Regions from separate parts of the Homo sapiens genome. Here regions 1, 2 and 4 are each linked to region 3. A link is a contact called in ENCODE Hi-C or POLR2A ChIA-PET data. All regions are on one chromosome and are shown on one strand. The core of a region is the stretch at or near the end of the contact, and the rest is flanking DNA. Distances in the headings are between cores, read along the strand shown. Region 1 overlaps ZFHX3 (zinc finger homeobox 3). Region 2 holds the start of ZFHX3-AS3 (ZFHX3 antisense RNA 3). Region 3 has its middle 22 kb from the start of HCCAT5. Region 4 overlaps ZFHX3 (zinc finger homeobox 3).

What was found. A loop is a pair of places that touch in the nucleus more often than their neighbours do. ChIA-PET counts read pairs that join two places held with the same protein, here RNA polymerase II (POLR2A). Pooled maps may share reads with other maps.
Region 1: a pooled map shows a loop between it and region 3 (2.4-fold over the local background). The contact joins two enhancer-like sites. A Hi-C loop is called at or near these places in 1 of 50 pooled maps. POLR2A ChIA-PET finds 5 or more read pairs at or near these places in 4 of 52 experiments (HepG2, MCF 10A, activated T-cell and 1 more).
Region 2: a loop to region 3 is called in a map of IMR-90, with 2.0 times the contacts of the local background. The contact joins the promoter of ZFHX3-AS3 here to the enhancer-like site in region 3. A Hi-C loop is called at or near these places in 1 of 168 maps with a recorded cell type or tissue (IMR-90). POLR2A ChIA-PET finds 5 or more read pairs at or near these places in 3 of 52 experiments (AG04450, RWPE1 and endothelial cell of umbilical vein).
Region 4: a loop to region 3 is called in a pooled map, with 2.4 times the contacts of the local background. The contact joins two enhancer-like sites. A Hi-C loop is called at or near these places in 15 of 168 maps with a recorded cell type or tissue (A673, CD14-positive monocyte, Calu3 and 11 more), 1 of 37 single-sample maps with no recorded cell type and 14 of 50 pooled maps. POLR2A ChIA-PET finds 5 or more read pairs at or near these places in 11 of 52 experiments (A673, AG04449, AG04450 and 8 more).

What each region holds. Positions count from the first base shown.
Region 1 is chr16:72,874,992-72,877,691 of GRCh38, reverse strand. The region is part of intron 4 of ZFHX3 (zinc finger homeobox 3); the gene reads left to right. LOC124903715 (a long non-coding RNA gene) reads right to left here. Exons shown (of 2, transcript XR_007065111.1): 2 at 1,052-2,700. Among named protein-coding and RNA genes, the nearest start is that of ZFHX3, 170 kb to the left of the region's middle. RefSeq lists an enhancer at 1-648. Within about 2 kb of position 1,276, at least 20 of the 41 ENCODE cell types and tissues checked have a DNase peak (open chromatin) inside an H3K27ac peak, as active enhancers do.
Region 2 is chr16:73,231,380-73,234,079 of GRCh38, reverse strand. ZFHX3-AS3 (ZFHX3 antisense RNA 3) reads right to left here and starts at 1,299. Exons shown (of 2, transcript XR_007065112.1): 1 at 1,212-1,299. It also overlaps a transcript of ZFHX3 not described here. RefSeq lists an enhancer at 698-1,897.
Region 3 is chr16:73,069,302-73,072,001 of GRCh38, reverse strand. It overlaps a transcript of ZFHX3 not described here. Among named protein-coding and RNA genes, the nearest start is that of HCCAT5, 22 kb to the left of the region's middle. Within about 2 kb of position 1,326, at least 32 of the 41 ENCODE cell types and tissues checked have a DNase peak (open chromatin) inside an H3K27ac peak, as active enhancers do; they include A673, CD14-positive monocyte, IMR-90 and 2 more, where a contact is called at or near this core.
Region 4 is chr16:72,937,634-72,940,333 of GRCh38, reverse strand. The region is part of intron 3 of ZFHX3 (zinc finger homeobox 3); the gene reads left to right. Among named protein-coding and RNA genes, the nearest start is that of ZFHX3, 110 kb to the left of the region's middle. RefSeq lists an enhancer at 1,190-1,484. Within about 2 kb of position 1,338, at least 25 of the 41 ENCODE cell types and tissues checked have a DNase peak (open chromatin) inside an H3K27ac peak, as active enhancers do; they include A673, CD14-positive monocyte, IMR-90 and 1 more, where a contact is called at or near this core.

The sequences.
Region 1 (2,700 bases), core at 27-2,526, 190 kb after region 3:
TCAGAAGTTTTTTTTCTAAAAACCAAATCCTTTCCTAGTGACTCACCGCCCAAGTATGAAACACAGGAAAGACTTTTGTCCTTTTAACTTGAGGACGAGTCGTCTCTACTACAACATAAACACCAGACACGAAGAATGAGAAACTTACTGTGCTCAGGGTGTGTGCTATGATGACTAAGGCAAACTGAGATTCTCCTCCTACGCTGGACACTCTGATGCGTGGTCACTTTCCGCAGACCATCTTCATACAGAAGACCGTGATGTTTATTTCCACAATAAGAATTTGATCTCACTATTAGATATTGTAACAACAACACCAACAACAACAACAGAAAAACCTACACAGTGCCTTAACACCTTTGTTCTCTTGGTGGCCCCAGCGCTGCGAGTCCAGAGGTCATTATCCGATTCTTGAGGGCTGATGACCTACTTCTGATTTCCATATCTAGCTGGCCTTGGACAGACAGGCCTGATCGAATTCTGCAGCCATTTGATTCCCTGCGGACCTGTGCCCAGACCCTGGGCGGATCTGAAGACTTCCTCAGAACACATAAGACCGGGGAGATTTGTGCCATACCGGGCTGTTTTCTCTGAGCTTTGCTTTAATCAGGAATGTAGACTATTTTTTGGTTTTGGTAGATGGCGTGCAGGGGCAGGGCATCCAGTCATTCCTGTAAGGCATTATTACAGGGCTAATTGGGAAATAGTGATTCTTTTTCAATAACTATTTTGGAATCACCCCCCTTTCTCCCCCGCCAAGTCTCTGTTCCCCTTGGGATTGTCAGGCTCACGTTGAAAGACCCCCAGAGGGAAGGATGTTGGCATATATCATAGATATCTGGAAAGAATGTTTCAACCACACCTGGCTGCCGTGTGTGAGGACAAATTTAATTTATTTTAAAAATCTGGCCACAGGCGGCTTTTTCTGTTTGTTTCTTTAGGGGGGAAAAAAATTGAAAAGCAGCAGCAAGCTATGGTTCACATTTGTTTTCTTCCAGATTGGACCAGCCAGGAGAAGAGAGATTATCTCTAAAGGATATGAAAGGTTTAATCATTTTAATTTTGTTTTTATTAAAGTATATCATAACTTTTTTTTTTTTCAACATGCCTGGGTAGAACAGGAGAGAAGAGGAGGTAATATAAATATACAGAAACCCTCAAGCATTTGGTTAATAAAACTTTCCAACGGGCGATGCCTCGTGGGGAGGAAGTGGTTGGATGGCTGGGGATGGTGGGCCGACTGGGGAAGGCGGTGACTGCGCTGAATCGTAGCCAGCATCTTGCAAGCTTCCTGTCCAGTTCCAGCAGACACTTGTGGGAGCTCAGAGCTTTCATGAAACTGAATGAGAAGAAGCTCTGACTGTGGGCTTATTCCATCATGTTTCTCAAGCGAGACTGGATCCCTGAGCCATCTGTGGCTGAAGAAGTCTGAATTTACAGAGAACAGTAAAATTTGCTTCTATAAGATTCTTCCACCCCTACCATCTCAATGAAATATTTGAACCCGGTTATTTTGAAAACTTGCTTTAGGCCAAAACCTCTGAAGTTGCATGCATGCACGTGTGTTTTATGAAGCGGCGAAGTTGGGATAAAAATAGCCTTAGTTTTTGGATAGAAAAACTATCCTATAAATTATGGTGAAACTGAGTAACCAGGATGCTAGATTAACAGGATTTTAGGCTCGTTTTCCCTTTAGGACAGAAAAATAAGCTCATTTCAACATTAATTCAATTGTCAAAAATCACCGGGGCATGGGCTGGAGTTATCATCACAGGTGTTCACTGTGGCCTCCCCTCTCTTCCAGGGCTGTAAAACTCTGCAAAGGCGTGACTGTTTGGAATTCCAGCCCTGGGACCGGGCAGGTTGTTGCATCACCTGATAATGATGAAATTATCTTTACCATTATGTTCTTACAAAGGCTTGAAATTTGACTTGCACATTTTAGACATCGCTTTAAGCAGCAGGATTAAAGCATTGTCATCTCGTTACACCTGACTTAACGTGGCAGTTCAGTTAACCCTATACCAGTCTTTAAGTTTTTGGCTGCATTAGCGTTTACAGTACTTTCCACAGCATTTTTATGGGCGGAATGGTTTGTTCATCAAGGAGAAGCAGCTCTTCTAGTGAAAGCTGCAACTCCAGTTCCCTGAATGAAGTAGAAACTGCACTGAGGCTTCAACTTAGCCGTGTGAGCAATGATCTGGCCTCTAGCAGGCTGTGTAGATAGTCACATGTTTTATGAAATTTCCCTCAGGGATTCCCGGGGCATCTGGGCTGTGCCTCCTGGCACAGAGGGCTTCCAAGAGGAGCTGTGTTGGATCTGCAGCCTCCCTGCAGGGCTGGGCTCACAACCAAGCCAGGTCTCCCCGCTGGGAAAGGGATCCAGAGCCCAGTTTCTGCCCCCAGTCTGCAGGTATCTGCCGTATTCAGTGAGCTGTGTTCCAGGTGGAAGAGCGGCCAGGCCACCTTACTGGCCTGTAAGTTTGGAATTCCCTATGGGAGTTCCCTATGGGAATTCTCTATGGGAGTTCCCTGAGCCAGTAAGGGGCAGTTTTCTTGGTTAATCTCAGCTAGAGTTGTATGAGCACTAAAACGGAACAAACACTGGCCCATATCATTCTCTGTGAGCTTCTTGATGGGAGCACAGCATCAACAGGTTAGGCAGCCCCCTTTCAGAGGAAGAGAGACCTGACACCTCTC
Region 2 (2,700 bases), core at 50-2,549, 160 kb before region 3:
CACATTTGCCACGATACCTTCACACACGCACACACACACACTGCAGACACAGGTCTCTATGAATGCCAAACACATGCGATGGAGGGTGCCCAAGTCATCCACAGCTGGTTTATTTCCTCCTCATTTGGGTCTCCGTGGCTCACTTCTGCAAAATCTATTTCTCCTGCTCAGGAAACTTGGAATGTACTGGGGAGTCCTAAATAAGGAAGCAATGTGAAATTAAAACCTCAATCAGAAAAGAAGGAGGATATCTTAAAAGGGTGACCTTCCAGTCCCAGAAATCCTTAAAGAGCCCCAATTCCACTCATGTGAAAGAGAACCATTTAGCTCAGTTAACTGAACACCCAGAAAGAAAGAAAATCCAGCTCGTTTTATTACTTGAGGTCCCCACTTTGTCATGTGTGTTTGGAACACTGTATTAAAATCACCAAGCCAAAGCTGGGTGACAACAGAAGAGGAATCCCAAACTGGCACCCCCATGGCTGTCCAAATGGCAGACGATCGCCTGGCACGTTTGCCAGAAACCCAACCAATGGAAAACTTAATTTCCTCAACCTCCTTTTTCCAGCGTCTTTCAGTAACCCTGCAGCAGCTTCTGCAGACAAACAGAGAATCAGCAGCTCCTGCTATCAGAAGGTACATTTGAGGGTTGCTTTTAATAAACTGAAGCAGAAGCCTCCCATAAAAAGGAAAGGACACAGGTTGGTTTTTATTGTTTTGGTTTGATCTGTTCTGGTTTTGGGGTTTTCATTTTTTTTCTCAATGTATGACATCACTGTATACCCTGGCATACCGTAGCTCTTTCCTCTGGACTCTGGTGGTCCCTAATTCTGTCCCCTTGTGCTCACACGATATTCCGTCCTTGGCTAAGGAACATCGAGCAATTCCCGTCGGAGCTTCCCACCGGAGCGACGGGTGTTTTCTCCGAGCTGCAGACTTGATTTGCCTCGATTTTTTTTTTTTTTTTTTTTGGCTCTGGTCCAAGATGTTTTCCTGTCATCATTTCACTGTCTTTTCCAGTAATCCCTTTCTTAAACATTGCCAACAATTAGTCGATCTAACTCTACCACCACCACTACCCCCCACCCCCATATCCACGCAAACACACCCTCCACTGAACCCATCACTGTCTCATCTTGCCTTGAAGTATAAGAAATTACAGCTTCTCATTAGCTGGAGAGCACGATTGGAACGGCTCTGTGTTTACTCACTTAGTAAGTGATGCTGGCCTTTTTAATTATTCTCCCTCCGCGTGCCATCAGAGAGCAGCAAGCTGTCCAAGTCACACCGCACGACTGCGCCTCCTCCGCAAGGCAGTTGGAAGTAATCGTGTTTTACCTCACTGCTGCCGCTGTCTTCCTTGCCTGTCAGCAAGCCAAGGAATCCCCCCAAAGCTCTTACGTAGGAGATACCAAAACTGTGAGTCACTTTGCACTCCCAGAGCAAAGTCCATTGCGTCCTGCACGTAACAGCAGACCCAAGATGGGGGTTTCCTCCAAGCCATCGAGATTCCCTGGGACCAGATGTCCAGTCATCGATTCCTTTTTTCTTGCTATTGCTCCCTCTTTCTCTTCCACCCGTGTCCATTCCTTGGTTTTGAGGTGCTTTTCTCTTTTTCTCTTCCCTTCTGTGTTGCCGACAGCCGCAGACCCAGCAAGAGCTGGGTCCCTCTCGCCTTCTGTTATTTTTTTCCCCCGCAGCAGCCTTTGCCTGCTACCTCTGCAAGCTGGATCACCAAAGACACACGACTCACTCACAATGAATAATCAATACGGATATTGATCTGGGGAAAATGTTTGTAAATTCCTGAAAGGGAATCAGGAGCAGGGGCAGGGAGGCTCGTGGAGGACGACACTGCAGTGCTCCACGGCCGGAGGAGGCAGAACCGCATTTGGATCCCAGGTCTCGCTGGCTCCGAGGTGACGGGTACCGGAATGCGTGCGAACCAGGGTGTGCGAGTGTGAGGAGGGGGTCCTGTATTCTCATTTCTCTACAGCTGCTTTCCCCGAAGAATCAAGAGCCAAATGGTCGGGGAGCTCCCGTCAGCGCCATGTCTTGGCTGCGGGCCAGCACTGTTTTGTTTTCATTATCACACGCTACTTTGCAATTTGCATAAATACAGGGTTATTTTTTATCGTGTCGCCCAAAAGATAGAAAAAAAAATAGAAGTCTTTGTTGTGTGCAAGAGGGGCTTGCTGCCTACTCATCGAGGCTAAGGATTTACCTCCAAGGCAGGGCTTTGGAGCCTATGTAGAGAGCTCCAGAAGAAATATGCAAAGAAGTGGTAATCACAGAGAGAAAAGAATACAGGAGACAAAGAATGGAATTTAACGAGAACTGAAGGGCACTCGGCGTGGTGAAACCCAATATTAGGGATACATTTGCTTCTTGGAGAAGTGGCGTAGACTTAGACAAGCAAAGTAGAGATAAGGACCACCAGGATCTAACCTGTGTCCCTGTTAGACACATTTCACGCTCTCAGCTGGAACGAACTATTGATCCCTGGAGGAAAAGGTATGCAGGACAATGAACACGAACTTGCCTTATCACCCCCTCGCTGCTTCCAAAATGTAGAAAGAGTGAGCACAGATAGAGCGTTCCCTCTCAGCTGCTATGCGCTGATGGTTTTCCAGCAGGTGAGAGGTTTTAAACGTGGTCTTTTTCCCTCACTTGCCCTACATCTTGAGCAGTTCAGCTAAG
Region 3 (2,700 bases), core at 77-2,576:
GTCCCACTTCCAAGCTAAAAGGGGTATCATCCCACTCAGAACAGCCTAGGGTGGGAGGTGGAAGCAATGGGGCCCATCAGTGTCTGCCTTGTGCCCCTTGGCCTGAGACAGCTGTTCCCTTTGATTCCCAGTGGTGTCACCCTGTGGCCTCACTACCTTGCTGTCCGCTTTCAAAGCAGTTTCCAGGCACACCCTATCTCCACCTTTCTGTGAGAATAAATAAACACTTTGAGGCTCCCATGTCTTTATTAAACATTTCCTCTAAACTGCATGCTCTGGCTCTGTGCCCACGTGCACCAAGAAAGCTGCCCAGGAGCAGCCAAACCCCAGAGCCCTGCCTGCTGGTTCTTCCTATAAATAGGCCTTTGAACAGGCAGGAGGCACCTGCATGGACTGCCACTCCTCCCCTCCTCTCTGCATCCTGGCTTTCCCAGCTCCCCGGGTCTCAGGCTGGGAGGATGCTGAGCAGCCTCCCCAGCCCCTGATAGAATGAGCAGCAGTATCGGCGGCGGCGGCGGCGGCGGCAGCAGCAGCAGCAGCAGCAGAGAAAAGACCAGGAGCGAGTTGCACGTGCTCCCTCCCTCCCTCCCTCCGCTCAAGGCCAGGAGCTGCTGGGACCTGTGGTCTGGCAGTGGGGAAGGCAGGGGAGCCTGGTCAGCAGCAGGGTGGGAAAACGTGGAATGGAGACTAGAAGAAGAGAAGCTGTACATAAATAAAGAAAGAAAGCATGTTTGACCAAACCCCCAACACCGAAATCTCGAAGCTCAGTGGAGCAGGAAATTGAATGGCTGGACTCCGCAGCCTTGCCTGGCCCTCCTCCCCCTACCCCTGGCCCAGAAGACTTTTTAGGCCTCCAGACTTTTTTTTTTTTTTTTAATTTAGAAATCTCAAATCTAGAGAGAAAGAGGAAAGGTGTTTTTAAAAGAGTGAGGGCTCAATGGCCACAGATCTGAAAAAACTGAAAAGCGGGGGGCGGGGGGGAGGGTTGGGGGGCGGGGTAGGGGAGGGAGAAAGAAAAGGGCACCCAGATGTGTGTGTGTGTGTGTGTGTGTGTGTGTGTGTGCGCGCGCGCGCGCGCGCGCGCGCAAGACGGTCTAGGAACCAGCCCGCAAGGGGAAAAGAAAACAAAGGAAAGTGTGACATGAGAAAGACAGAGAAATAAGTGGTGGAAGGCGTGAGTGGTGGGGGAGGGGACCGGGCGCTGGAGAGAGGCAGAGAGGATGGATACCGGAATGCAGGCGGCCTGGGGAGGGAGGGAGGCTCACATGTGCGAGAGAGAGAGAGAGAGAGACAATGATGTCAGCATTTCCTTCTGGATTGGTCACGTGGTCCTTGCCAGGTAAACAGACTGGAAATAGACTCCATAAAGGCAGTGCCTGCCGAGGGAGGGCGGGAGACGAATCCCGCTTCACCCTTTCCTCTCTGCTGCGTCCTCGGCAAGCAGGTTTTCACGTCTGCGACAAGGTGGTCTCAGAGTGGAATTGCATTCTTACAAGTCAAGGAATATGATTCGGAGAGGAAAAGCTATTCGCTTTTATAATTAGCTCAAGGGGTTTGGAAACATTTTGATTAAAAAAAAATAATAGAGGTGGGGACAAATGTGAATCTAAGCTCAGATGCTATGAGTGTCTTGGGCCAGGGATAGCTTATCTTTGTGTCTTCTTTGGAAGGGGCTCAGATGGATCTAGATTAAGGATGAATTGCACGGCCGCAGTTTAGAGTGAAAGGATCAGATGCAATAATTATCAACATTAGGAAACAGAAAATGCTAACAGATTCAATGAGAATACATTAAAAGAGTTTGATACAGTTCAGTGTGTGACCCTGGTGCCCCAGGAAGGAATGGAGACCCCACAACAGAAAAGAAGTTGAAAAAAGGTACAATGACTTTCAAGCAGTGTTCTTTAAAAATGGTATGAAAGGATTCTCAAGCAAAACATGGCAGGAGTTCGGGGCACTTTAAAATGGGAAAGGGACCTCTGGAAACTTTATCTGAAAGCAAACTGAATGAAGCAGGTAATTTTTCCACCTGGAAAGCTCTAGAATCCAAAATGGTAGTGGGAGGAAGAAGTGTATGGATCTTTCTTCAAATGCCTGGAAATAAGGCTTTTGCGTCCATGATGAAATATCTCATTTAGATCACTCTTCGAACAATTTTGGATTGACAGGATATACCATTATGACCAGTTATTTTCTGACCGGGTGGAAATTTGGCCAAAGCCCGTGGGAAGTGGAGTGACCAACTCAGTTTTTCAGAAATGAGTGGGTTCCTAAGATGCAGTTTTAAATGTGGGACAGTCTTAGGTAAACTGGGACCAGTTGGTCACCTTAGTGGGAAGCTAGGAGTCCTAGTCTAGTCTTCATGAATATAATGAGACAATTCACCCCTTCCCCTTCTCTACCCACCAAAAAATAAAACAAAACCACCTTTCATTCTGTTTTTCTCTCATTTCTTATTCTCTCCCTCATTTCTTTTGCTTAATCTTCCCTGATCAGTTTATAGCACTGCATGGCTAATTTGGGTGTGCACGATTCTGTAGACGGACACGTGAGCTGGCAGAATATAGCTAAACTGAACAGTTGGCTTTAGTTGCACCTGGGAAAAAGGAGGGGAAAAAACAAGTGTGCATCATTGCTTCTTCTTTTGCTTCCCCCCTGCCACCCGCTTAACATCCCTTATTGGGGGAGAGGGTGAGAGGC
Region 4 (2,700 bases), core at 89-2,588, 130 kb after region 3:
CTGGGAAGGGGTCTTCGTTCCCTGGGTCAACAACATTTGTGGAGTACTGATTTTGTGCTGGCCATTGAAGTAGGATTTTGTACAGACTCAGGCTCACGAATGTGTAATGTGTTACTAAAAAACTTGTTTGGGGCCATGGCTCACACCTGTAAACTCAACACAGGGAGGCTGAGGCAGGAGAACCACTTGAGCCCGGGAGTTCAAGACCAGCCTGGGCAACATAAACAGACCCTGTCTCTATAAAAAAATTTAAAAAATTAGCCAGGTGTGGCGGCACACACCTCTGGTCCTAGCTGCAGTGGGGACTGAGGTGGGAGGATCAGCTGAGCCTGAGAGTTCAAGACCAGCCTGGGCAACATAGCCAGACCTCATCTCTACAAAAAATAAAAAAATTATCAGGGTGTGGTGGTGCTTATAGTCCCAGCTACATGAGAGGGCTGCGGTGGGAGGATTGCTTGAGCCGAGGAGGTCAAGGCTGCAGTGAGCCATGATCACAGCACTGCACACAACCTCTGCCTCCCGGGTTCAAGTGATTCTCCTGCCTCAGCCTCCCAAGTAGCTGGGATTACAGGCGCCTGCCACCATACCCGGCTAATTTTTGTGTTTTTAGTAGAGACAGGGTTTCACCGTGTTGGCCAGGCTGGTCTCGAACTCCTGACCTCAAGTGATCCGCCCACTTGGGCCTCCCAAAGTGCTGGGATTACAGGCCTGAGCCACTGCACCCAGCCTGTATCTATGGGCCTTCGGGACAATGAGAATGATAATGTCGGGGTTTGGTGTTTGCTCCCAGACCCCTTTTGCCCTTGGGAGCGAGTCTGTGTCACTGCAGTGGTCCTGCAGATGCCTGTTGGCGCTACTGAAGATCTGGGAGGAGCTCCGATTGTGTTTATGGCAGGGAGTGTCTTAGCAGAGTGGCTCCATCTAGCTTTAGAACATGTCTTGCTGGTTTCGAACAGGGCTTGTTTGATTTGAATGTTTCATGTTCCAGATTCTTTACGAACTGCTCATTGTCGCAGGCCCAGGAAGGTTCTCTGAGCAGCATCGGATGTTTTTGCTCTGTGGAGGGTACTCTGTGCCTCGAGATGGGGGTGGGGGAGATCAAAGGTAACCCCACTGGCTCGTCCCCAGCTGAGGAGTCCCCTGCTCCAAGATGGTTTTCACTGTGGTCCTCCCATAGCTCCTGTGCCTTTGTCTTCTATACTTCCCCTCTACCGCCATGTCTCTTGTTTTCTAAAATAATTATAGATAGAGAAGCATGGGGAATATTCCTCGGCTCCTCTAGTGAGCCAGGCCAAGTGGCGCGGGTCCCAGGGCTATGTGTCCTAGACATGAGTCAGCAAGTGTGACTCCGAAGCCAGCTGTGCTTGAGGAAGCACTGTGGGGAGTGATTTGGCTGGAGACTTCTGTTTGTGCGTGGTTGTTCACTTTCTGGTTCTCAGATTAGGCTCTGACCATTTTCATTATTAATTTTTTTTTGCCCAGACTGGGTTCACATTAGTGATGGCTGCAGCTGTCAGCGGAGGAAGACCAAACAACTCCTCCAGGGACAAGAGCTCTGACCTCTGTCCCGTCTCTTTGTGTCCAACTCGGAATCCATACTCGGCTCTCTTCACCTCCAGGGTCTTGCCGCCCTAATTCATGTCTCTGAGTGTTTAGTGCTTTGGGGTTATCCAAAACTCATGCCTTGGGGGCGTGCCGATTTGCTCTGAGGTGGTGAGTTCTCGAGTGACACCTCTGTGGATGGCTATTCCTCCCTGATGTTCTAGCTAGCTTCCCGAGGGACCCACCAAATTCTCCAGAAACTCCCTCTCCCTTCCCGCTGCCTCCCGCAAACACATTCGGACGCCTGTCTTCTTTTCCTGGCCTGTGCTTTCTTCCTCTTGGAGTGTGGCATTTGGAATCAAGTCACCTGGGGAGATTTCAGACAACAGCCACAAAGCCCAGCTCCGCTGAGGGGAGACTAATTACACAGCTAATTAATCCAACAGATGTCATTTTAAGTGCTCATTTCTGTGTGATTTGGTTACACACGCCCTGCGTTGCTGAGATGGGCACGGGGCCCTGTTGGAAAGTATCTTTTATTTTTTAATCAGACTTTAAGGAAGAGCATATTTCCTGTCCATCTTTTATGCTCTAGTGACATATCCCTGGTTTTCCAGAACTGTCTCTCCAGCTGCTGTACCCACACACGGCATCTCTGCCCCACACGGGTGTCACACTGTTTGGCACCACGCTGGTCTCTGCGTCATGTGCTAGGTGGTTTCACCAACTGGTTCGTAAACCTCTTGAGGACCTGGATTGCCTTCAGTTTTGTGAGTTTCTCAAGAATGCAGCACAAGTAGACATCAGCAGGTGGTTATCCGTTTCTCTCCATTTACTCTCTTGTCTTTACTGACAGCAAGTTTCTTTGCAAGAAAAGTAGCTGAGGAGTGTCTGAAAGGTGTTGTTTTACAAGTGGAGGGTTAAGAAGTATAGGACACCAGTGATTGTTGGAAAACTGAAAAAGTCGTGCATAGGACAAACAAACCAAAAAAAGGCTCTTGGAGGCAGAGGAGGAAGGTCAGGAAGTGAGAGGAGATGGTGTTTTCCTTCCTTCCCTCTGCAGTGGTAGAAGTGGAACAGAGAGGATGGAAAGGTACTGCCTTCTGCAGGTGGCGTGGGAGCAGCTGCGGGGTGTAGCATGGCGGTGGCCCTGAAGCT